4 separate regions of the Homo sapiens genome follow, and all the other regions are linked to region 4. A link is a contact called in ENCODE Hi-C or POLR2A ChIA-PET data. All regions are on one chromosome and are shown on one strand. The core of a region is the stretch at or near the end of the contact, and the rest is flanking DNA. Distances in the headings are between cores, read along the strand shown.

Region 1 (3,095 bases), core at 302-2,801, 1.5 Mb after region 4:
GGGCTTTCGCCATGTTGACCAGCCTGATCTCAAACTTCTGACCTCAGTTGATTCACCTGCCTCAGCCTCCCAAAGTGCTGGAATTACAGGCATGAGCTACCACATCCAGCCTAATTTTTTTTTTTTTTTTTTTGAGACAGGGTCTCACTCTGTCAACCAGACTGGAGTGCAGTGGTGTGATCATGGCTCACTGCATGTCCCAAAGGTCACTGTAAGTCTCCCAAAGATCTAGGATTACAGGCATGAGCCACTGTGCAGAGCCTCATACTGTGGACGTCTTAGTAGGTAGCATTATAACATTTAAGTGACATTTTTAGCAATAGTAACTGATTTTTTTTGGTTTCTCTTGCACTTTTGTGCTACTCGGTAGCCTTAATCTGCATCCAAACAACATAAGAATTCATTGTTCCAGGAAAAGAAGGAAGGAAGATGAAAAGTAGGTTTCCTAGCTTTGGTATTTCAAAAGCCCAGGCTTTTGACACGCTGCCTCATATCTGTAATCCCACCACTTTAGCCAAGGAGGGAGGATCGCTTGAGACTAGGAGTTCGAGATTAGTCTGGGCAACATACTGAGACCCCATATCTACAAAAATTTTTAAAAATTAGCCAGACGTGGTGGTGCGTGTCTATAGTCCCAGCTACTCAGGAGGCTGAGGTGGGAGGATCCCTTAAGCCCAGGAGTTCAAGGCTGCAGTGAGCTATGAATGCACCACTGCACTCCAGCCTGGGCAGCAGAGCAAGCCTCTGTCCCGGAAAAAAGTCAAAATCCCAGGTCTTTGGAAGAAAAGAAAGGACTTATGACAGAGATAAAAGATAGGGAAGAAAATATAGTTAGAAGCAACTCCTCTCCAAACAAATTGATGGTGAAAGAAATTAGACTGGTGGTTGCAAGTAGGGGGCAGGGAGGGATTAACTAGAAAAAGGATATGAAAAAACTTTCTAGGGTGGTGGAAAGATTATAAATATTGGTTAGTTTGACAGTTACACAGGTGTACGCATTTGTCAAAGTTCACTGAACATACATCAAAGATCTGTGCATTTTACTATATGCAAATCACATCTAACTCACCCAACTTACCACCAAACCAAGATTCCTTAAAATGTGGGGAGGTGGCCGGGCGCGGTGGCTCATGCCTGTAATCCCAGCACTTTGGGAGGCCAACACAGGTGGATCACCTGAGGTCAGGAGTTCGAGACCAGCTTGGCCAACGTGGCAAAACCCCATCTCTACTAAAAATACAAAAATTAGCCAGGCGTGGTGTCATGCCTGTATTCCCAGCTACTCGGGAGGCTGAGAGAGGAGAATTGCTTGAAACCAGGAGGTGGAGGTTGCAGTGAGCTGAGATCGCGACAGTGCACTCCAGCCTGGGCAACAAAAAGCGAAATCCCGTCTCAAAAAAAAAAATGTGGGGAGGTCAAAGTGCTGGGATTACAGGCGTGAGCCACCATGCCCAGCCCATTTTAGACTTTTTGACTGCCAGGTGATCTCAGTTAGCTAATGAGTTTAGAAAAAGTTATGATTTTGTAGTTATTCTGGCTATTGTTGCTGTTTGGGTGTGAGTAACACTCGCCCCAGCTTTCCACATCCTGGAATTCTTTGTGTTTTAAGAATTTTTTACTATAATCTATTTCATGTGTTCTACTATAGGCAATGCCAATTGATGTTTGCTTTTATTTATTTGCAGTTTTGATTTCTTCTTTAATCCAAAGTTATCTGGTGACTTTAAAAAAAAAATTTTTTTTTTGAGTCAGAGTCTTGCTTTGTCTCCCAGACTGGAATGCAGTGGTGTGATCCCAGCTCACTGCACCCTCCGCCTCGCAGGTTCAAGCGATTTTCCTGCCTCAGCCTCCTGAGTAGCTGGGATTACAGCCACGCGCCACCATGCCCAGCTCATTTTTGTATTTTTAGTAGAAACAGGGTTTCACCATGTTGGCCAGGCTGGTCTCAAACTCCTGACCTCAGGTGATCTGCCCACCTCGGCCTCGCAAAGTGCTGGGATTACAGTCGAGCCACTGCAGCCGGCCGACTTTAAACATTCTTAAGGTGATTGAAATTTTTGTAAAAGAAAATATTTCTGTCGTTATAGCATTGTGGTCAAAGAATGTGGGTAATAAAATTTCTGCTTTGATGGAAAAAAAAATGTGGGGAGGTAAAGTCACCATGGGAAGGAAATAATAAATGTGTAGACATGGCAGGCCCCAGAGAGAAGAATCTGGTATCTCATTTCCGGTGAGCTTTTCAGGTGATGGTAAAAACCCCAGATGGGTTTGGAGACTCTAAAAAGCAGAAGGGACCTGGGGACTATTTCCTGGGTAAAGCCCCAGGGAGGTGTCAGAAAATCAGAGAGCGGAAAGGTCTTCCTGTCCCATCAGACTAGATGGAGGCTTAGAAGGCCTCACAGTGTCTTAGACCCCAGAATGGGATAGGAGGAGCAGAAAGATCTCTTGTGCCCAAGAACAGCAGGAAAAGACCTCCAGGCCCAAAAGGCTTTGCTGATGGAAGAGTGGGATGCCTCAGGGGCAGCCTAGATGGCCCAAAGTCTGAGCCCCAGAAAACCAGAAGACTCTTTAACATTTAGAGAGTCCTTGCTATTTCTAGGCACCAAAATCAGAGCAGTTTAAGAAGAGGGAACTCATATGTCTTGGTCATCACTGGATCCCCAATATGTAGAATAGTCTCCAGCACATAGTAGGTGCTCAGGAAATGTTGGTTGAATTAATGAATTAAGAAGTGAGCTATGGGTTAGGGCACGGTGGCTCACTCCTGTAATCCCGGCACTTCGGGAGGTCAAGGGGAGCAGATCACTTGAGATCATTAGCTAGAGAGCAGCCTGGCCAACATGATGATACCCTAACTCTACTAAAAAAAAAAATACAAAACTTAGCTGGGAGTGGTGGCACGTGACTATAGTCCCAGTTACTTGGGAGGCTAAATCAGGAGGATTGCCTGAACCTGGGAGATGGAGGCTGCAGTGAGCCAAGATCATGCCACTGCACTCCAGCCTGGGCAACAGAGCAAGATCCCATCTCAAAAAAAAAGTGAGCTATACTACTTTGCACAGATTGTCTCATTGGATCCTTATCATGACTCACTG
Region 2 (3,446 bases), core at 84-2,583, 1.2 Mb before region 4:
AGACCAGGGAAGAAGCTGGGACAGGTATGCAGGTGGGAAGTGGCAGTACCTGCAACAGGGCATGAAGCCATGGATGAATTCAGGTGTGTTCAGAAGGCAGAGACAATCTAATCCACTTATGATTGGCTGTAGGGATGAGACTGTACCAAGGTATCAAGGACAACTCCCAGGCTTGGGGACCCGCACACTAGGAACCCACCTTCCCATTTCCTTCCTGAAAGGGAGTCTTCCTTTCATCCCCACCACATCCCAAGGACTGTGGATTGTGGGCTGGGACTCTGGGTCAGGGGACAAAGGAGACTTGAGGTATCTTGACCAAGCTTCCCATCACCCTTCCCAGCCCTCAGGATGCCAACTAATGGGGGTTGTGGAGAGGCTTTAGTTCCACTCTGAGGGTGGGTCACCATCCCACTTTTCAGGTGGGGAGACTGAACCCCGAAGAACCACCAGACCCAAATTCCAGGATGACTGAGGAACCCTGAAGGAATTTCAACCTTCCAACAGCCAGGTGGGGACGATCCACACTTCATAATGAGGGGACAGCTAGAAGAGAACGTCACTGGCCTCGAGTCACCCAGCTCATCTGTTGAGCATTCACTATCCTGAGTCCTTTACGACGTCAGTTACCTAAATTGTCACCACCCTAAGAGGTTCAGACTACTGCTACCCTCATTTCACAGGGACAATCCATGCGGATCGGAGATAAAAGTTTTTCATTCTTAGAGGCGGGTAAGGGCCCAGAATGGTGGAGGTGGGGTCAGGGCCCGGGGAACCGGGACAATCGGCGATGTCGCACTTCCTTTGGCGACAAAGCCCTGCATATCGCGGTGCCAAGCCCCCTCCCCCGCCCCGGGGCCCAGGCCGGCCTCCCAAATTCTCCTGAACTGAAGAGATCCAGGTCCGGCGTGCTGAGAACGAGGCCAGACCAGGGGGTCTTACGGGACCCCATCCCCACCCCAGACGATTTCCGGGGGGAGCCGCAACCCGGAAATGAATGAGTTGTCAGGGCTTGGTATCCTGGATGGGGTCAGGGGTCGGAGAAGGAGTGGCAGTGGGATCAGCAGGAAGCTCTCGGTAGGGTCCGGGGGTCGAAGGTCACAGGTGAGTGGGAGGGGCGGGCCGGACCTGAGGGGACCGGGCAGAACGGAGAGGGGCCTAGGGGGATACTAGAGGTGGGTGGGACCACAGCGCCATTTTGTCTAGCAGAGGGGGAGTGGGGGCCTGGAGGCCATCCTCACCATCTTCTGTTTCCTCCGTCGCCGCCTCGGCCGCCGCCTCAGCCTCCACCGCCGCCACCAGAGCCGCCTTCTTAGCCGCCGCCTCACAGTAACTTCCAGCCACGGCACAGCCCACACTGATGGCGCCACCACCTCCCTGTCATTGGTGTGCAGTCTAGCCCCGCCCCCACATAGGAGCGCTTTGCACGCTTCCATTGGCCGCATCCAGCTAACTCATGCGCCCATTGGTTGCCACGCCTCCTCCCATTGTGGTCAAGTTCGGTTGAAGAAGCAAAGCACCTCCCGGTACTTGGAAGCAATGAAAGTGAGATCCGGAAGTGGGCGGAGGCCTCGGCCGCGAAGTCTCTTGGGAGCTGTAGTTTACAGCTCCGCGAGGCTCTCTAGAGCTTTTGTGTGTCTGTGTGTTTTTAAGATGCGAGGTTCGGCCGGGTGCGGTGGCTCACTCCTGTAATCTTAGCACTTTGGGAGGCCGAGGCGGGTAGATCGCCTGAGGTCAGCAGTTCGAGACCAGCCTGGCCAGCATGGTGAAACCCCATCTCTGCGCCTGTAATTCCAGCTAGTAGGGAGGCTGAGGCAGGAGAATCACTTGAACCCGGGAGGCGGAGGTTGCAGTGAGCCAAGATCGTGCCATTGCACTCCAGCCTGGGCAACAAGAGCGAAAATCAGTCTCAAAAAAAAAAAAAAAAAGCCAGCCGGGCGCAGTGGCTCACGCCTGTAATCCCAGCACTTTGGGAGGCCGACGCGGGTGGATCACGAGGTCAGGAGATCGAGACCGTCCTGGCTAACACGGTGAAACCACGTCTCTACTAAAAATACAAAAAATTAGCCGGGCGTGGTGGCGGACGCCTGTAGTCCCAGCTACTCCGGAGGCCGAAGCAGGACAACGGCGTGAACCGTGAGTGAGGCGGATCTTGCAGTGAGCTGAGATCGCGCCACTGCACTCCAGCCTGGCGGACAGAGGGAGACTCTGTCTCAAAAAAAAAAAGGCGGGGCACGGTGGCTCACGCCTGTAATCCCAGCAATCCCAGCACTTTGGGAAGCCGAGGCGGGCGGATCACGAGGTCAGGAGTTTGAGACCAGCCTGGCCAACATGGTGAAACCCCATCTCTACTAAAATACAAAAATTAGCCGGGCGTGGTGGCGGGCGCCTGTCATCCCAGCTACTCAAGAGGCTGAGGCAGGAGAATCGCTTAAAACCAGAAGGCGGAGGTGTCAGTCAGCCGAGATTAAGCCACTACAGTCCAGTCTGGGCAACAAGAGCTAAACTCCCTCTCAAAAGAAAAAAAAAAAAAAGACACAGGGGTCTTGCTATGTTTCCCAAGCTGGTCTCGAACTTCTGGCCTCAAGCAATCCTCCAGACTTGGCTTCCCAAAGTTCTGGGAGCCATCGTGCCGGCATCTTCTTGTGTTTATTACGTTTTTAAAGCAGCCCTAGAAGATAAGAACCATAACACTCCCTAGCTCCTCCTCGACACCGTCTTGCTCAACCACCTCCCGTAACTCCCTAGTATTCAATCCCACCTCCTTGGCCCCATTTATGGGCACCTGCGGTCTTCATTGCCCACCTGTGTCCTCACCTCTAACCAATTCCTTCTATGTCTGGGCTCTCCCAGACCTTGCCATTTCCTCCAAGACTTCCCTGACTGCATTCTTCAAAAAGGCAAGTCAGGTACCTTCCCTGAAGTCCTACAGCCCTCACAATCCCCCTCCCAGCCCTGACACCTCTGTGTCCAAACTGCCTTCCTGACTTCCAGGGCAAAGAATGGGCACCCAGCACACAGCAATTGCACAGTGAAGTTGCTAAGTGGAAGCTACTAAGTATTATTACTCCAACAGCAACAGAGCAGAGGAGAAACCAGCACTGCATTTTATAGGCGACAAATGCACCTCACAGTGTTAAATTCTTGCTCAAAATCAAACATCCCCAAGGGACAAGTGGAAGATTCAAACTCCTTATGGGCTGGAGTTCAAGACCAGCCTGGTCAACATGGTGAAACTCCCCTCTACTAAAAATACATAAATTAGCTGGGCGTGGTGGCATGCACCTGTAATCCCAGCTACTTGGGAGGCTGAGGCACCAGAATTGCTTGAACCCAGGAGGCAGAGGTTGCAGTAAGCAGGGATCCGACAACTGCACTCCAGCCTGGGTGACAGAGCGAGACCCTGTTTCAAAAACAAACACCCCCCCGCACACACACACAGTTTTCCA
Region 3 (3,286 bases), core at 1-2,500, 1.7 Mb after region 4:
CTTTACCAAATTTTTAAAAATTAGCTGGGCATGATAGGTAACAAGAGTGACACCCTGAAGAAAGAAAGAAGAAAGTGGAGGGAAAGAGGGAGGAAGGATGATAGGAAAATAAATCTGCCAGGATCTAATAAAGCTTAGTGACCATGCCACCATGCCACTCCTAAGTATTTAAAAGAAATGAAAATTTATCTTCCCCAAAATACTCTTACAGTACAAGCTCTATTAACAGTGGCCAAAGACCGGAAACAATCAATTGGCCAAGAACAGGTGAGTGAAACTATATTGGCTACATTATAGTATAGCCACACAATGAAATACCACTCAGCAGTAAAAAATAACGAGCTGTTGATATCCCCACAACATGGACAACTCTCAAAAACACTTTGCTGCGGCCAGGCAGGGTGGCTCATGTAATCCCAGCACTTTGGGAGGCGGAGATGGGCAGATCACATGAGGCCAGGAGTTCGAGACCAGCCTGGCCAACATGGCGAAACCCCTCTCTACTAAAAATATGAAAATTAGCCAGGTGTGGTGGCGGGCGCCAGCAGTCCCAGCTACTCAGGAGGCTGAGGCAGGAGAATCGCTTGAACCCGAGAGGCGGAGGTTGTGGTGAGCAGAGATCGCGCCACTGCACTCCAGCCTAGGTGACAGAGCCAGACTCCGTCTCAAAAAAACAGCTTTGTTGAGCAAAAGTCAGACACAAAAGACAACCTATTGCATGCTTCTACTAACGTGAAAATCAAGGAGACAAAACTATCGTGGAGCGATAGAAATCCAAATACTGCAAAATGTTCTGTCCATTTGAGTCATTCCAAGCTCCCTATTCTTTTCAGAGCCTACACTGTGGAGGACCCCCAGGCCGCAGATTGATAGCAACTGGGACAGTTCTGGTTTCAGCGCCCAGCGCAGACGCCACTCTTCGAAAAGGTGGGGCACACGCCAAAACGCAATCATCCGGTCTTCAGTTATCAGTACTAAACATGGCGGCTCCCACCGAGCACCACACCCAGATCACGAGACCGCGCGCTGTCGGAGCCAGTCTGTCGGCTCACTGGGGCGCGCCTACTTTTAGATTGACCAATAAACGCGAGGCGTAAGGCACGCCCTCTTTCTTCCCGTCTCCGCCAATAATCTCCCGGTCCCTTCCACAGGACCCAATCACCGCTTCGGCCTCTCTTGAATGAAAAGGCAGCGGCCCAGTCAGCAGAGCAGCAGCCCGACGCAAGAGGCAGGAAGCGCAGCAACTCGTGTCTGAGCGCCCGGCGGAAAACCGAAGTTGGAAGTGTCTCTTAGCAGCGCGCGGAGAAGAACGGGGAGCCAGGTGAGCAGCGGATCCCGGGCGCGGGGCCGCGGTGTGGGGACGTCTGAACTGAGAGCGAGAGGACGAGGGGAGACGTTGGGATCTAAGGGGAGGGGGAGAAAGGGTCGCGAGACGGTGGGGGCGGGGCGGTTGGTGTGTCAGAGCGCTGTGTGTTGGCCGTTGGGCACCGGGGCGCATGCGCTAGGGGTGGGCCAGCCGTTGGCGCGCGGTGCTCGGGGCTCGGGGCCCGCTTCTCGGAGGGGCTGTCATGGCCTACGGCGCTCCGAGCCCCACTTGGAGTCTGTCAGTTCGTCCGAATAGACCCCGCGGCGGCCTGGGGCCATTTGGAGAGGGACGAGGGGGTGACGCCGGGGTCTGGGGCCTGGGTGGGAGAAGTTGGAGCTTTCAGTTGTCAGGGGTTTCTTTGGGTCCGAGGGACTTGATCCCTTTCCCAGTCTACCTTCTTCTTGGTCTACTTTTTACGGGATTCGGGATTCTGAGATTTAGAGCAAATAAGACTTTATTTTGGAAGGCCGGGCGCGGTGGCTCTTGTAATCTCAGTACTTTGGGAGAGACCAAGGAGGGCGGATCACTTGAGGTCAGGAGTTCGAGACCAGCCTGGCCAACATGGTGAAACCTCGTCTCTACTCAAAATACAAAAAAAAATCAGCCGAGCGTGGTGGCGAGCGCCTGTGGTCCCAGCTACTCGGGAGGCTGAGGCACGAGAATCGCTTGAACCCGGGAGGTGGAGGTTACAGTGAGCCGAGATCGCGACACTGCACTCCAGCCTGGGTGACAGAGCGAGATTCTGCCTCAAAAAAAACAGAATGAAAAAAAGATTTTCTTTTGGAAATAGGAGTCCCCAGGTGGGAATAAACTCCGGGGTGGAAAGCCTGCCTGGGGACACTTGAGGGTAACTGGGTACACGTGGCGTGTCTGGGTTGTGAGTTCCCCGCTGTCACCTTTCAAGTTCATGCGCTCCTGGCGCCTTAGCGGTCATGGCCACCCACTTTGGGCGGGGAAAACCCCGCCGGATCCTTTCCTGATCTAATCAGTTTTGAGCTTTAGATCCTGTCCAGCCCGGTTTCTCGAAAATTTTATCTTAGCAGATTCGGTTCACCCCAATTTATTTATCTCTCTCTCTCTTTTTTTTTTTTTTTTTTTTTTTTTGAGACAGAGCCTTGCTCTGTCGCCCAGGCTGGAGTGCAGTGACACTATCTCGGCTCACTGCAGCCTCCGTCTTCCGGGTTCAAGCAAGCACATCCGGCTAATTTTTGTATTTGTAGTAGAGACGGGGTTTCACCATGTTGCCCAGGCTTGTCTCTAATTCCCGACTTCAAGTGATCCGCCCGCTTCGCCTCCCAAAGTGCTGGGATTACAGGCATGAGCCACCACGCTGGGCCCCAATTTCTTTTTTTAAATTTATTTTTCTTGAGAAAGGGTCTCCCTCTGTCACCCAGGCTGGAATGCCATGGCGCCATCACTGGCAGCCTCGACCTCCTGGCTCAAGCGATCCTCCCGGCACAGCCTCCCAAGTAGCTGGGACTACAGGCCCATGCCACCACACCGGGCTAATTTTTTTCTTTTTTTAATTTCTACTTATTTATTTTTTAGCCTTTGCTACATAGAAGGTGCCCCTTGGGCTATGTGTTTTTTAAGTTTTTTTAAGTTTTAGGGTACATGTGCACAACGTGCAGGTTTGTTACATATGTATACATGTGCCATGTTGGTGTGCTGGACCCGTTAACTCGTCATTTGCATTAGGTATATCTCCTAATGCTGTCCCTCCCCCCTCCCCCCACCCACCCGGCTACTTTTTTAAAAATTGTTTTTGTATAGACGCGGTCTCGACTTATTGTCCAGGTTGGTCTCGAACTCCTGGGCTCAAGCCATCCTCCCACGCTGGCTTCTCAAAGTGCTGGGATTACAGAAGTGAGGCACCATGCCGGGCCTGCCCCAAATTTATTTCCCCACCAACAAAACAAC
Region 4 (3,034 bases), core at 48-2,547:
AGACTGCCTCAAAAACAAAACAACAAAAAACAACAACACAATTGATTATTTACAAAGCGCCAGGCTCCACGCCTGAGATTTACTCCTGGGACCCTCCCTGCTACTCTGGGGGGTCGGGATTCTTATCAGTCCTACTCGCAGATGGGAAAAAAGCTCCTAGAGAGCAAATACCAAGTCATGAAGCCTGTGGGTGGCATGATATGGGACCAGAATCCAAATCTGTCCCCAGACCCTGGCGGTGCCACCATCTGTCCCGAGGGACAGCCAGGAGGATGATGCAGAGAGGATGGTGAAACTCCCTCCTTTTTCAGACCCATTGTTTATCTCGGGCCCTGCGACTCGCGGCGGAGGCGCACAGCAGGCGCTCAAACGATCGTGGGTTCAGGGCCCCGCGCCAGCGTTCCCGGGGCCTTCTGGAGAGAGGCAGGGTCCCGCCGCCCCGGTTCCCGCAGGAATCAGCTGGAGAAAGGCGGGCGGCTTGGGGCTGAACTTCCTCCACCCCCCATCCCCCCCGCCGCCTGGAGCAGACACGTCGCCGCCGCGCCCCTGGGAACGGTCAGGGAAGCAAGCAGAAGCCGGGAAGCCGCGAAAGAGGCGAGAAAGTGCGACCCCCTCCCCAGATCCCCGGTCCCCCGTCGAAATCCCTGTCGGCCGGTCAAACCCTAGACAATGGAAGCTCCACGTTTTCATCCTCATTCTCCCCCACAAGTCCGGTCGCGGGTTCCCCTCGGCCCGGGACCCCGGCGCCAGCCCCGGAGTCGGAGCCTGCACGATACGCCCCCTCCCGCCGCTCCACTTCTCCACCCGGAGATCGCTCACCCCCTCCGCCCCATCCCCCCATTTCCCGCTTGGCCGGCCCCGCCCGACCCGGAGGCGGCGCCCCCTCCCCTGTCCCAGGCCCAGGAAGGAGGACGGCGGAGGAAGTAGGGGGTCCTGGCTGCGGGCGCAGGGATGTGGGTCGGCGATCGGCGTCCGAGGGCGTAAAAAGGCGGCCCGAGGACTGCGCGCGGGCGGGCAGCGCGGGAAGCCGGGAAGAAAGGAGGGCGCGCGGGGGAGGAGGCTGCGGGTGCGGGGCCCGAGGCCGGGGCGCTCACTTTCTCGCGCCGCTCGCGCTCGCCGTCCAGCTCCCGCTGCAGGCCCTGCGCGCGGTCTTCCGCCTCGTCCGCCTGCTGCTGCAGGGCCTGGATCTTGCGTTTCACCGCCTCCAGGGAGTTGAGGCCGGCCATGGCGCGGAGGCGCAGAGGCGCACGGGCAGCGGCGGACGCTCGGCTGGGCTCGGCTCCGGCGAGAGCTGCACAGCCGCGCCCCGGCCCCCCAAGCCTTTGCCTGCGCGGGGGCCGCCCCCGCCTCTCCCCGCCCCCCGGGCCGGCTGCCGTCGGGGCGATGAGGTCACCCGGCCGGACCGCCGACGTCAGCACCGCTGGGGGAGGGCCTGACGTCGGCACCGCTGGCCACAGCTGCTGGAAAGTGCCCCTTTTCGGGACTTATTTGGAGAAAGCGCTGGGAGGCGCCGCCTTCTCCTCCTCCTCTTCCTCCTCCCCCTGCGGCTCTCCCCGCCTTCCCGGCCCCGGGGCTCCGGCCTGGCCCCGCCGCGGGCTCCCGCATCCCTGCACACGTACGTCGGAGGCCTTCTTCTCCGTGAGCTCCAGCTTCTCCTGCGCGTCCTTCAGGTCCTCGGAATATTTATCCAGCTCGTCCTCTGTCCCTTTTAGTTTCTTCTGGAGGTGCGTCAGCTCCTCCTCCACCTGGGGACGACAGAGCGAGGAACGGGTCAGCCTGGGGGGGGGGTCACGTCCCCGAGGTGCAGGGGCGGTCCCCCCCAATATTCACAAGAGTCCTCCGTCTCTCTCTGGGCATCAGTTTCCTTATCTGTAGAACAGGGGTTGCGATAGCATGCACCACGCCATCCATGCTACCTGATAGTGGGATTTTCACATCTTTCCCTCGTCCTGAGGACCAGCTGTTTTGGGCTTATTGGGGTCCCCAGTACTCTAGGGAGATCAATGGCAGCTTTTGGGAAACTGAAGACTCCAAATGTTTTCCAGAAATACACACATTCCAGTTTCAGAGGTGCAGCCTCACCATGATCTGGAGTTAAGCAATCTCATTCTCTGCGCGTGGATCCCTCCGCCCATCCCTGTCCCCAGCCTTTCTCCCTCTGGTTCTGACCCCAACACGGGGTCAGAGAAACTTTCTAACAAATACGCCTGCCCTCTTTCTGCCTAGAACCTGCTATGGCTCCCTATGGCCCAAGGCAGTGGTTCTTAGACTGTCTTACCAAAATACTCTGAAGGGCTGAAGGGCTCAGACCTAGTCCCTCATTTCTGGGCTTTGGGGAGCTTGGCTAGAAGAGACTCGCCCCTACAGGATCACTTTCTTTGAAGGCTCGGGTTAAATCTTTAAAATTTTTGCATATAGGCCATGTTCATTTTAATAAAAATGTCCCCTACTTTCCCTAAATTTTCAGTCCTCTGTTTATCCCAAGAGTCCTATCCTCCCATCACTCCTAGTTTGAGAAGCTCAGGCCTATGGATTACAAACCACAGACCCCATCACCTCTCTTTGTCACCCCCCACCACACCGGTCTAGAGTTGGCTCAAGAAGACTTTTCTGTCACCTCCAGGCTGAAACTCCCTCCCTGGGCCCCCAACTCTGGATTAGGGTGATCATATCCAGCTCATGCCTGGATCTGACTTTTTTTTTTGAGAGTCTCGCTCTGTCACCAAGGCTGGAGTGCAGTGGCACGATCTCAGCTCACTGCAACCTCCGCCTCCTGGGTTCAAGTGATTCTCCTGCCTCAACCTCCCCGGTAGCTGGTACTACAGGTGCACACCACCACGACTGACTAATTTTTGTATTTTCAGTAGAGACAGGGTTTTGCAATATTGGCCAGGCAGGTCTCAAACTCCTGACCTCAAGTGATCTGCCCGCCTCGGCCTCCCAAATTGCTGGGATTGCAGGCGTGAGTCGCCACACCTGGCTTGGATCTGACTTTTGCCTTAGATGGTTTGACACTGATCTTGTTCCTGCTCCC

What was found. Hi-C counts contacts between places; a loop is a spot of excess contacts on that map. ChIA-PET counts read pairs that join two places held with the same protein, here RNA polymerase II (POLR2A). Pooled maps may share reads with other maps.
Region 1: a loop to region 4 is called in a pooled map, with 5 times the contacts of the local background. The contact joins the enhancer-like site here to the promoter of TPM4 in region 4. A Hi-C loop is called at or near these places in 1 of 37 single-sample maps with no recorded cell type and 2 of 50 pooled maps. POLR2A ChIA-PET finds 5 or more read pairs at or near these places in 2 of 52 experiments (GM12878 and IMR-90).
Region 2: a loop to region 4 is called in a pooled map, with 14 times the contacts of the local background. The contact joins the promoter of DDA1 here to the promoter of TPM4 in region 4. A Hi-C loop is called at or near these places in 10 of 50 pooled maps. POLR2A ChIA-PET finds 5 or more read pairs at or near these places in 3 of 52 experiments (activated B cell, activated T-cell and naive thymus-derived CD8-positive, alpha-beta T cell).
Region 3: a pooled map shows a loop between it and region 4 (13-fold over the local background). The contact joins the promoter of DDX39A here to the promoter of TPM4 in region 4. A Hi-C loop is called at or near these places in 8 of 50 pooled maps. POLR2A ChIA-PET finds 5 or more read pairs at or near these places in 2 of 52 experiments (PC-9 and naive thymus-derived CD8-positive, alpha-beta T cell).

What each region holds. Positions count from the first base shown.
Region 1 is chr19:14,603,413-14,606,507 of GRCh38, reverse strand. All of the region lies in intron 12 of CLEC17A (C-type lectin domain containing 17A), which reads right to left. It also overlaps a transcript of ADGRE3 not described here. Among named protein-coding and RNA genes, the nearest start is that of SNORA104, 17 kb to the left of the region's middle. RefSeq lists an enhancer at 2,374-2,623. Within about 2 kb of position 1,551, at least 3 of the 41 ENCODE cell types and tissues checked have a DNase peak (open chromatin) inside an H3K27ac peak, as active enhancers do; they include GM12878, where a contact is called at or near this core.
Region 2 is chr19:17,307,450-17,310,895 of GRCh38, reverse strand. DDA1 (DET1 and DDB1 associated 1) reads right to left here and starts at 1,333. Exons shown (of 5, transcript NM_024050.6): 1 at 1,239-1,333. The coding sequence starts at 1,241. RefSeq lists a silencer at 1,018-1,117 and enhancers at 905-1,468, 1,558-1,747, 1,469-2,030.
Region 3 is chr19:14,417,305-14,420,590 of GRCh38, reverse strand. It overlaps DDX39A (DExD-box helicase 39A), which reads left to right and starts at 1,250. Exons shown (of 11, transcript NM_005804.4): 1 at 1,250-1,321. RefSeq lists a silencer at 1,421-1,520 and enhancers at 1,641-1,780, 2,191-2,250, 2,621-2,670.
Region 4 is chr19:16,074,758-16,077,791 of GRCh38, reverse strand. It overlaps TPM4 (tropomyosin 4), which reads right to left and starts at 1,297. Exons shown (of 8, transcript NM_003290.3): 1 at 1,095-1,297. The coding sequence starts at 1,226. RefSeq lists enhancers at 226-955, 956-1,683, 1,684-2,413 and a silencer at 738-1,647.